Regions from separate parts of the Homo sapiens genome. Here region 1 is linked to region 2. The links are chromatin contacts, found by Hi-C or POLR2A ChIA-PET in ENCODE. All regions are on one chromosome and are shown on one strand. Each heading gives the region's core, a stretch centred on a gene start or an enhancer-like site at or near the end of the contact. The rest is flanking DNA. Distances are from core to core; before and after follow the strand shown. Region 1 overlaps CLPTM1 (CLPTM1 regulator of GABA type A receptor forward trafficking). Region 2 overlaps BCL3 (BCL3 transcription coactivator).

Region 1 (4,335 bases), core at 667-3,166, 240 kb before region 2:
TACCGGAATGCCATCTGTGGGGCCACAGGGTGGGGCTGTCAGCCAGCTCCTCAGCCCTGCCTGGCAGCCCTGCTCCCCGCCCTCACCCACCACACCTGGTCTGGCAGGCCGGGCAGGGGGAATTTCCAGGTAGCCCTGGGGACTCCGGACTCGCCCAGGGAAGCAGTTATGGCAGATGGGGGACACAGAGGATGTGGCACAGGCTGTAAAGCATGGGTCCGGCAGACAGATGGCCGGCCCCGGGTGCCTCAGGGATACGTGGTACCTGGAGACCACCCCCAGGGGCCCACTGTGCAGGACACTCACATCATCATACACTTTGGTCGAGGACTCGATATACGTGGACTTGTCCTTGAAGGATAGGCGGGGGAAGATTCCTGCCACCCTGTGCTCTCGGTCCAGCTGTGGATGAGGTGGGTGCCATGGTCAGTTGCTACGCTGGCTCCCACCCCACAAGCCAGAACCAGCCCCTGCCCTTCCCCACCGTTCCCAGTTCCCCTGCCCCATGTGTGACCCAAAAAATCCCCTGGTGAGAAAATCCCCTCAGTCCTGGGAGTGAGGCACTTGCTGGGAATCCCCCGGGGGCCAGCTCCAGGGTCCAGCTGGGCCACACTACCCCCTCCCAACCCCTGCAGCTCCCGAGACAGCATGGCGCCCCAGCCTTACCCGGACGTCCATGACCTTGGTGATCTTCCAGAGGTCGATGAGGACCCCAATGAAGACGCTGACCTGGACCACGAAGTTGGTCTCGTTGTCCAGGATGTAGAGGAGGACCACGAATGACTGGAAAACGCCGAAGAAGACGGAGCGCACGGACAGGCCCTCCAGGGACTGCCGGCTGTTCCAGAACTGGATATCTGTGCGCAGGGGGTAGGGGGGAACCAGGAGGCTGAGGAGGTGCTGAGACCCTACTGCAGCTCCCTCAGGCCCCCTTGGCCTGCATCCTCACACCCTGGGGTGGGGCTGGGTCCTCAGGAGGGGTGCTGAACGAGACCCCTCTCTCCCAGGAAGGCTCTCATATTCATTGGGTGACCCCCAGAGCACCAGACAGGCGGCACCCCTGGAGCCCTCCCATAGGACGTCAGCACCCAGCACCCCAAGGTGCAGTCCCTTGACTGATGGTGACGGTGACTGGTGCCATGGACAGGGCTCACCACGTGCCAGGTGCTAAGGACTGGTCAGGGAAGCTGCTTCCCTGAGGCCAAACAGCCTGGCATGGCAGAATCTGAAGGGACGCGGGGTCTGTGCCACACCATGGTGCCAGCTCGCCCTCCCTGGGAAGGAAGATCTGTGGCATGCACTTCAAGACCACCTCCTCCAGGCCCCTGCCCTGACACCGGGAAGGAACTGGCTCACAGCCATGCTCAGGAAACTGAAAAGGGCCCTGGGCTCCAGTCTGGAGCTCCTTCCAGTGCTCCGCCTAGATGCTGCCAAGGATCCATGTCAGCATGCTCCTCTCTGAGCCCTGGTCTCACCACGGACACCCCTCTCTTGACCCCGCCCGGCTGAGCATCTAACCGCAGCCACAGGAGGCTGAGCCACCACGTCTGTAGCACAGTGGTGGAGCCAGGTCTGCAGTCCTGCAGAGTCAGGGCCAGCTCTGCACTCAGGGAGTGAGGGCTGTGAATTCTGGTCCATGTGCACCCTACCCCATCCCAGAGCTCCCCCACATCCCAGAGCTCCCCCACATCCCAGAGCTCTGGCACACTCCATAGCCTCACCCCACCCACCCCTGCCCATCAGAATGACCCCTGTCCCAACTGAGAAGAATGGGTCTGGAGACAGGGTTCTGGTGGGTTCTCGTGGGAGCAGTTGGGCCCAAGCCTCTCCTTAGACCAGGGAGGCCACACAGCACTGGTGCCAAGTGAGGCCTGCGCCCCCTGCTGCATGACACTGGGGAGGACAGCCTTCTTGTGCCTCATTTCTCACTGGACCCCAGCCAAGCCAGCTCCTAGGCAGAAGGGTCCCGTCTCCCAGCGACAGCTGGTAGATGGCTGGCTGGGGTCGGCACCAGCTCCTGTGCCCGTATGACACTGCATTCTTCCAGATGGTAGTTCTCAATAATGGCAAGAGCGTCCTTTTTTTTGGAACAGGGTGTCACTCTGTTGCCTAGGATGGAGTTCAGTGGTGTGATCATGGCTCACGGCAGCCTTGACCTTTCAGGCCCAAGCCTCCCGAGTAGCTGAGACCATAGGCACACGCTGCCATGCCCAGCTAATTCTTAAAAAAAATTGTGTAGAAACGAATCTCGCTTTGTTGCCCAGGCTGGTCTCAAACTCCGGGGCTTAGGTGATCCTCCCACCTTGGCCTCCCAAAGTGCTGGGATTACAGGCGAGAGCCACCACCAGGCCGGCAATAGCATCTTAATACCAGGAATACTACTACTCATTCCTCTTGCCGCCTGCGGGAGCTACAGGGCCGCAGGCCACTCCTTCAGACTGGGGTGCTCTGGGCAAGGAAGAAGTGGCCTGCAGGGCCTAGAAGATGAGAGTTGGGGCTGGAACCATCTGCCCCTTAGGAACCGTGTGACTGGGCAAGTGACATCCCTGAGCCTCTGGCTCCCACAGGGCTCAAGGAGCTACTGGGGAGGGTACCCAGGACAGTGCCTGGCATGTGGCTGCTTCTCCTCAAACGCTGGCCATCAGTATGGTCAGCCTTAGAACCTAGGGACCTTTGGGGGACAGTGCTCCTCCTTCCCACTTGGGCAGGCCCCGTCCACTCAGCCCTAAGCGGCCTCCCGCAGCAGGCAGCCTGCCGGGCAGGGTGGCGGGAGCAGCTCCGGGGCTTCCCTGCTCTTGGCTCTGGAGTTCCCCAGCCCTGCTTCCTGGCAGTATTGGCCTGGCCTCTGCCCCACCAGCGGGCCAGCCCCTCCCTCAGCTCCACACCCGGTGGGTGGGAATTTCTGGGTTGGGAGTTTTGGGGCCACTGCCCCTCCCCAGCTCACTAGGCCTCTGGAGAGTGGGGCTGAGAGACCCCAGGCAGGGGGAGGACATGTGGGGAGGGAGGGGAGGAGGAAGGGGGCAGGTCCTGTCCCCCACCCTGCACAGCCTCTCACTAGCCCTGGGGTCCTGTTCCTACCATTCTTGAAGGCCAGGAACTCGAAGACACTGTGAACGATAGACACGATGATGGTGAGCGCCAGCAGGTAGGGGTTGGTCTCCAGCAGGGCCACCTGCAGGGGACACATGTGAGCACAGCCTGTCCCCACCCAGGAGCACCTTCACTAGCTTTTGTCCCGAGGGCTGCCCCTGGGGCCGCCTGTAGAGGGAGGCTGAAGGTGGGCCAGCCAGGAGGAGACTGGGTCAGAGATGGGCAGATGGGGAGAGAGAGGAGGGTGACTCACAAAGACAGAAGAGACGGGGAGATGGCACTAGGGGAAGAGGCAGAGGCCAAGGGAGTGCTGCGGGGAGTGGGTGAAGGGACACTGGGAGCCAGGAGCAGAGACCCAACAGTGACGACAGCCCAGGAGGCAAAGCCGAGCCTCACGCCACAGACACAGGCTGACATTTCAGGACCCAGTGAGATGGCAGAGACACAGAGTTGGAGCCAGGGCCAGGGACACAAGGTCTGGGACAGAAGGAGGAAGGGACAGGTCTGGACCCAAAGGGTCCAACAGAACAGCCTGGGGAGAGGACCCCCAGTCATCTAGGGCTGGAGGGCTGGGTGCCCACTTCCTTTCACTGTGGAGAAGGGACCTGGGAGGTTGTGAAACTGTGGGCAGAGGAGCACCAGGCGGGAGGTCCCACAGCCCAGGCCTGGCACACTTCCTCTTGGCCTCTTGCGCCCAGGAAGGCACCGGGAAGTCCCGCCCACACCGGCCGCACTCACCTTCACCGAGTCCTGCTCCTCATCTGACTGCTCGTACAACTCATCACCCAGGAAGTTCCAGGGCGACTTGGTGCTCTGGGCAGCATAGAGCTGCCAGCGCCAAAGCGAGAGTGGGCAGAAGGAGACGCGGAGCGGCAGGCTGGCCAGGCTCTCGTTGATGGGGTAGTAGTCCTTCTGCAGGTTCCAGTAGTCATTGAAGTAGATGATGGGATAGTAGTCACCGCTCACGGCGTCGAACTTCACATCTGCAGCACGTGGGGCAGGGGCACCATTTGGCCCGGGCAGGAGGCCAGGGTACCCGCAGGCCTCAGATGTCTGGAGAGACCCAACAGGGCCCCTCTACAGAGACTGGAGGACAGGGGACATTTCTAGGCCACACCATGAGGAGCTAAAGGGTGCCTTGACCTCAGCAGAGGGGACTGAGGCAAAGGGCAGGCAGGTCCCCACTGAAGGGGGCAGCTGTGGCTCAGCTCCAGCCCACGGCTGCCCTGTGGGTGACCATGTAAC
Region 2 (4,813 bases), core at 1,051-3,550:
GGGTTGTTCACCTCTCACCCTCATGCTGTTGGCAATGCTAACTCCAATGTGTTGAATACTTTGGAAATGTCCCCAGTATTCAAACACTTCTCCCCACCCACTCCCTCCATCCTGATTTACCACCCGCTCCCTCCATCCTGCTTTAGCCACCACTGGCTCCCTGCTGGTCTAGTACAGTTCCATCCTCATGGCTTCTCTGCTTCCACCTATGCTCTACTGTCTGTCCCCCACACAACAGCCAGAGGGACCCTTTTATTTTATTTTATTTTATTTGTTTGAGACGGAGTGTTGTTCTATCGCCCAGGCTGGAGTGCAGTGGTGCTATCTTGTGCTCACTGCAATCTCTGCCTCCCAGGTTCAAGCGATCATCCAACCTCAGCCTCCTGAGTAGCTGGGATTACAGATGTGTGCCATCGCGCCCAGCTAACTTTTGTATTTTTAGTAGAGACATGGTTTCACCATGTTGGCCAGGCTGGTCTCTAACTGCTGGGTTCAAGTGATCCTCCTGCCTCAGCCTCAGCCTCCCAAAGTGCTGGGATTACAGGCGTGAGCCACCACGCCCAGTCTGGAACAAAAGTTTTGACTAAAAGGGAGGTGAGGACAAACTGGGATGGGGCCATTGTTCTGGAGGCGGTACAGTCCAGAACCCCCTTCTAGACTGAAGGACTCACTCCCTCAGCTTCTGGGAAGATTGTCAGCTTTCAGACCATTTGGGAATTACCCTCAACTCAAGAGAGCTGCTTGTCCAAGGTCACGCCCCATGTGAATCAAGGGCAGCTGCCCTTCAATGGCATCCAGTCACTGGTTAATGCCAGCATAGAAGGCCTAGCCTCCTGACCCCAATGCTGAAGGCCATTCCAGCTTCAATATTCCCTGTGGGACAGCTGAGGCCGTGTGGAGGCGACACAGCAGCTCAACTTCTCCCTCTGCCCAGATGGGCTTCCTTCATCCCACAGGTGTTGATGGAGAGCATTTCCAATAAACTTCCTGCTCAGTTTCCAGAGACCCCAACCTAGAACAGCTATTCAGAGACTGGTGTGTGTGCATGCGTGCGTGCTTGTGCACGCCTGTGCTGTTTGCATGGGGTGGGGGACAGAGTGGAGGACCCAAGGAGGACTGCGTGTACACAGTGGGTGGCAGGATCTTTATTTAAAGTTTACTAAGTAATTCCTTTCTCACCAGCACCCGTTTCTCTTGTGGAATGTGTCTCTAGAATCCAGTTTAAACTAGCCTCCCAGGTGGTTCTGATGGAGTGCAGAAATCCCGGGGCCAGAGTTGCAAATTGGGCCACAACCCCTCCTAGCGTAGCCGCGTGCTAGGGCAAAGCCATGGGGGCCTTTCGGAGCCTCAGTTTTCTCTTATGTAAAGTACAGCGTCCACATGCCAGGGTGAGATCACGCAGGTGAATCGCTGAACCTGACTCCTAATCCGTGAAAGCCAAATTTAAAAATAAAATGTTGAGGGAGGGGCCGGGGTCCCTGGGAAGGGTCCCCCCTTCTCTGCATCTCCCAGGACGCCTGGCCTGGGTCCCTCTCGGGGCGGCCAGGGTTAAGTGAGGGCAGACGCAGCGAATGATTTCAGAGAAACCGTCCAGGCCTGAGTTCCCATAAACGCGCGGGCCGCAGGGGGTGGGGCGGGGCTGGAGGAAGTGGGGACGGGAGGGGCGACCCAGCCCTCGGACTTCCAGTAACAGGTCTGCTGGGCGGGGCTCTGCTTCCTGCTCCCGGGGGAGGGAAGCCTGTCCCGCCGGGGATCTACCCTGGCCACCCCTGGCACCCCAACTTCCATCCTCGAATGGGGCGGGGGAAGGGAGTGCCCAGCCCAAGAAGACCTAGCTCCCTTGAGGTGTGTGTGTGTAGGGGGGGCGCATAATCCCGAGTCCTCCCGCCTGGGGGACCCTCTGGAACTCCACCCCGCAGAGCTCAGGCTCCAGCTGGCTGCAAGTCCTCCTTATCCCGGCATCCACCCCCAACATCTCTTGGGAGCCAGAAATAGCCCTAACTCTTCTTTAAGAATAAGGACTTCCCCCGTCCTTCAGAGCTCCAGGATCCCAAACTACCTTGCCAGTCCTTGTCCCCTCAGAGACCCAGAAATACAGCGCCTCAAACCCTGGCCCTTTGGGAACACAGACTTTCAGGCCCCTTGGCGTGACCAGTTTCACCAGCCCAACGTCCTGCTGCCGCTGTCGTGAAATTCTTAAGTTTTGAACAAGGGACTCTGCAAATTTCTGTATCTGGTCCTGCCCGTAAAGCCCCTCTGAGTGCCAGGTCCCCAAGCTGCCAAGCTGCTCCTCATCCCCTCGGAGATTAAGGAATACAGTTCCCCAACTTCTGCCTTCTGAGAATCAGAACATCACCCCCCCCCCCCGCCCCCGCCTTCCTGCCCCCTCCCCAGGTTTCTGGCTGCCCAGTCCCTAACCTCTTGGGGGTCCAAATGCCCCAAGGCTCGTACCCGCCTGTGAGGAGATGGAAGCCCAGCCTCCCAACCTTTTGGCTTCTGCGGGGACCCAGACTTAGCGTCCCCCGCCCTCCTCGCCCCCACTGCCCTCCCCCGCGGGTGTGAAGAGGAGCCGGTGGCGCAGGCTGGGGCCGGGCCGCTGCCCGTTCCGGTAAAGTCTCAGCCCCAGCGGAAGGGGTTAAGGTTGGAGGAAGCGCCAGGAGGGGGGAGGCTGCGAGTGAGTGACGGGTGCTGACGTGGGGGAGGCAGAGCAGCTGGGTTGCGGTCAAGTTCTGCGGGAAGGGATTTCCCCCAGCAGGCAGCTGAGGCAGAAGTGTTTGCCTTGGGGGAGAGTCGGAGAGGGAGGGTGTGGGGAGGGCCTGGGGCTGGAGACTGGTGGGCCGGGTGGCCTCTGGCAAGCACCCTGCTTTTCAACAGCATGGACAGCTCACCACTGGGGGCAGAGACTGTCTGATTAAGCCCATTTCATAGATGACCCCCCAGAGGTACCCAGAAGGGGAGGGAACTAGGTTTTATTAGCTCTTTATAATCTAGGCCACTTTCTCCTGCTAGGGCTCTGGAGATGGCCTGCAACCACCCTGGGAGCTCTGCTCAAACATTACCCATTTCCATGCATTGAGCACTTACTGTTTGCCCAGCCCTGTTCTGTGCACTGTATTAATACATGTGTACAAGATCTCACTGAATCCTAATTGTGATAGGTGCTATTATGAGACCCAGTTTCCAAATAGGGAAACTGAGACTCAGGGACATGAAATCACTCAGTGGGCCAGTGGCGGAGCAGCCCTCTGCTACTTCTCTGCAGAAACAGGCCTGTTCATCTCTACCTGTGGTTTCCAGGCCCCAAACTAATTCTCACAGAAGTGCTTTGTATAAATCATGTCATTTCTTCCTCCCAGAGACCCTCACACGCGATGGTTCCTGTTTTTACAGAGAGGGAAACTGAGGCACAGAGGGAGTAGAACGTGGCCACGCTGAGATTCCAACCCAGGTCAATAGAATAATAAGAATCATGATGATCAATTGCAGTGAGTGCTTACTATGTGCTAGGCACAGACCAAACCCTCCCGTGCAGGACTTCTCAGCAGCCTCACAAACATGTTCTTCAGACTGCAGGTGATAAACCATGGGGGTTGTGAAATCAATTTAGGGGATCTTCAAATTAATGTAGTGGGCTGTGACCATGAAACAATGAAGTCGACTAGAATAGAAAATGGCAAAGTAAAGCTGTAAGCTGGGCTCGGTGGCTCACATCTGTAATCTCAGCACTTTGGGAGGCTGAGGTGGGAGGATCACTTAAGCCCAGGAGTTTGAGACCAGTCTGGGCAACATAGCAAGACTGCTGTGTTTCTACAAAAAAAAAATACAAAAATTAGCCAGGTGTGGGGGTAGCGTCTGTGGTCCCAGCTACTCAGGAGGCTGAGGTGGGAGGATCATTTGAGCCCAAGAGATCAAGGCTGCAGTGAGCTATGATTGCACCACTGCACTCCAGCCTGGGTGACAGATCGAGACCCTGTCTCAGAAAAAAAAAAAAGAAAAAGAAAAAAAGAAAAAAAGAAAATGTCACAGTAGAACCCACATAGTAAGGGCGAGTATTGTTTCATTTTGTGCAATTTTAATTTCAAGTTTGTGTGTGTGTGTGTGTGTGTGTGTGTGTGTGCTGGGTTTGAGATAAAATAATAGTAATATTAACAAACACTTACTCAACATTTATGCCAGGTCCAGTGATAGTTTTACATGTATAATTCATATAGTAAGTTAATCAATGAACTGTCTTTCTTGTTTTTAGGTTGTGACAAAATATCTAAAGACCACCGTTCCAAAAATAGTGTTCTAGGGGTGGGCTTGGGGCTCATGCCTGTAATCCCAGCACTTTGGGAGGCCAAGGCGAGTGGATCACTTGAGGTCAGGAGTTTGAGACCAACCTGGCCAACATGGTGAAACCCTGTCTCTACCAAAAAATACAAAAATTAGCCAGGCTTGGCAGTGGGCACCTGTAGTCTCAGCTACTCGGGAGGCTGTGGCATGAGACTCACTTGAACTTGGGGGGCAGAGGTTGCAGTGAGCTGAGATCGTGCCACTGCACTCCAGCCTGGGCGACAGAGTGAGACCCTGTCTCAAAAAAACAAAAACAAAAACCAAACAAAAATAGTGGCCTAGGAGGTAAATGCTCTCAAGGTGCCCATTCTTCAGAGGAGGAAACTGAGGCTCAGAGCAGGGAAGGGCCTTACTCAAGGTCACACAGCCTGTGGTGGAGACCGAGTTCTGACTCAGGTCCACTGGGAGCTGAGTGGCCCTGTGTTATGGACGGCTGGTCTTCCCAACCACCCCTCCCCTTAATAGGGGACTGTCACTC

What was found. Hi-C counts contacts between places; a loop is a spot of excess contacts on that map. ChIA-PET counts read pairs that join two places held with the same protein, here RNA polymerase II (POLR2A). Pooled maps may share reads with other maps.
Region 1: a loop to region 2 is called in a pooled map, with 2.3 times the contacts of the local background. The contact joins two enhancer-like sites. A Hi-C loop is called at or near these places in 1 of 50 pooled maps. POLR2A ChIA-PET finds 5 or more read pairs at or near these places in 3 of 52 experiments (GM12878, activated B cell and activated CD4-positive, alpha-beta T cell).

Annotation. Positions count from the first base shown.
Region 1 is chr19:44,986,917-44,991,251 of GRCh38, reverse strand. CLPTM1 (CLPTM1 regulator of GABA type A receptor forward trafficking) reads right to left here. Exons shown (of 14, transcript NM_001294.4): 8 at 3,829-4,073; 9 at 3,079-3,172; 10 at 667-857; 11 at 307-402; 12 at 1-14. Among named protein-coding and RNA genes, the nearest start is that of RELB, 12 kb to the left of the region's middle. RefSeq lists enhancers at 1,462-1,511, 1,992-2,151. Within about 2 kb of position 1,916, at least 4 of the 41 ENCODE cell types and tissues checked have a DNase peak (open chromatin) inside an H3K27ac peak, as active enhancers do.
Region 2 is chr19:44,751,383-44,756,195 of GRCh38, reverse strand. All of the region lies in intron 2 of BCL3 (BCL3 transcription coactivator), which reads right to left. Among named protein-coding and RNA genes, the nearest start is that of MIR8085, 4.9 kb to the left of the region's middle. RefSeq lists enhancers at 459-1,169, 1,323-1,482, 2,693-2,762 and silencers at 2,203-2,282, 2,363-2,572. Within about 2 kb of position 2,300, at least 40 of the 41 ENCODE cell types and tissues checked have a DNase peak (open chromatin) inside an H3K27ac peak, as active enhancers do.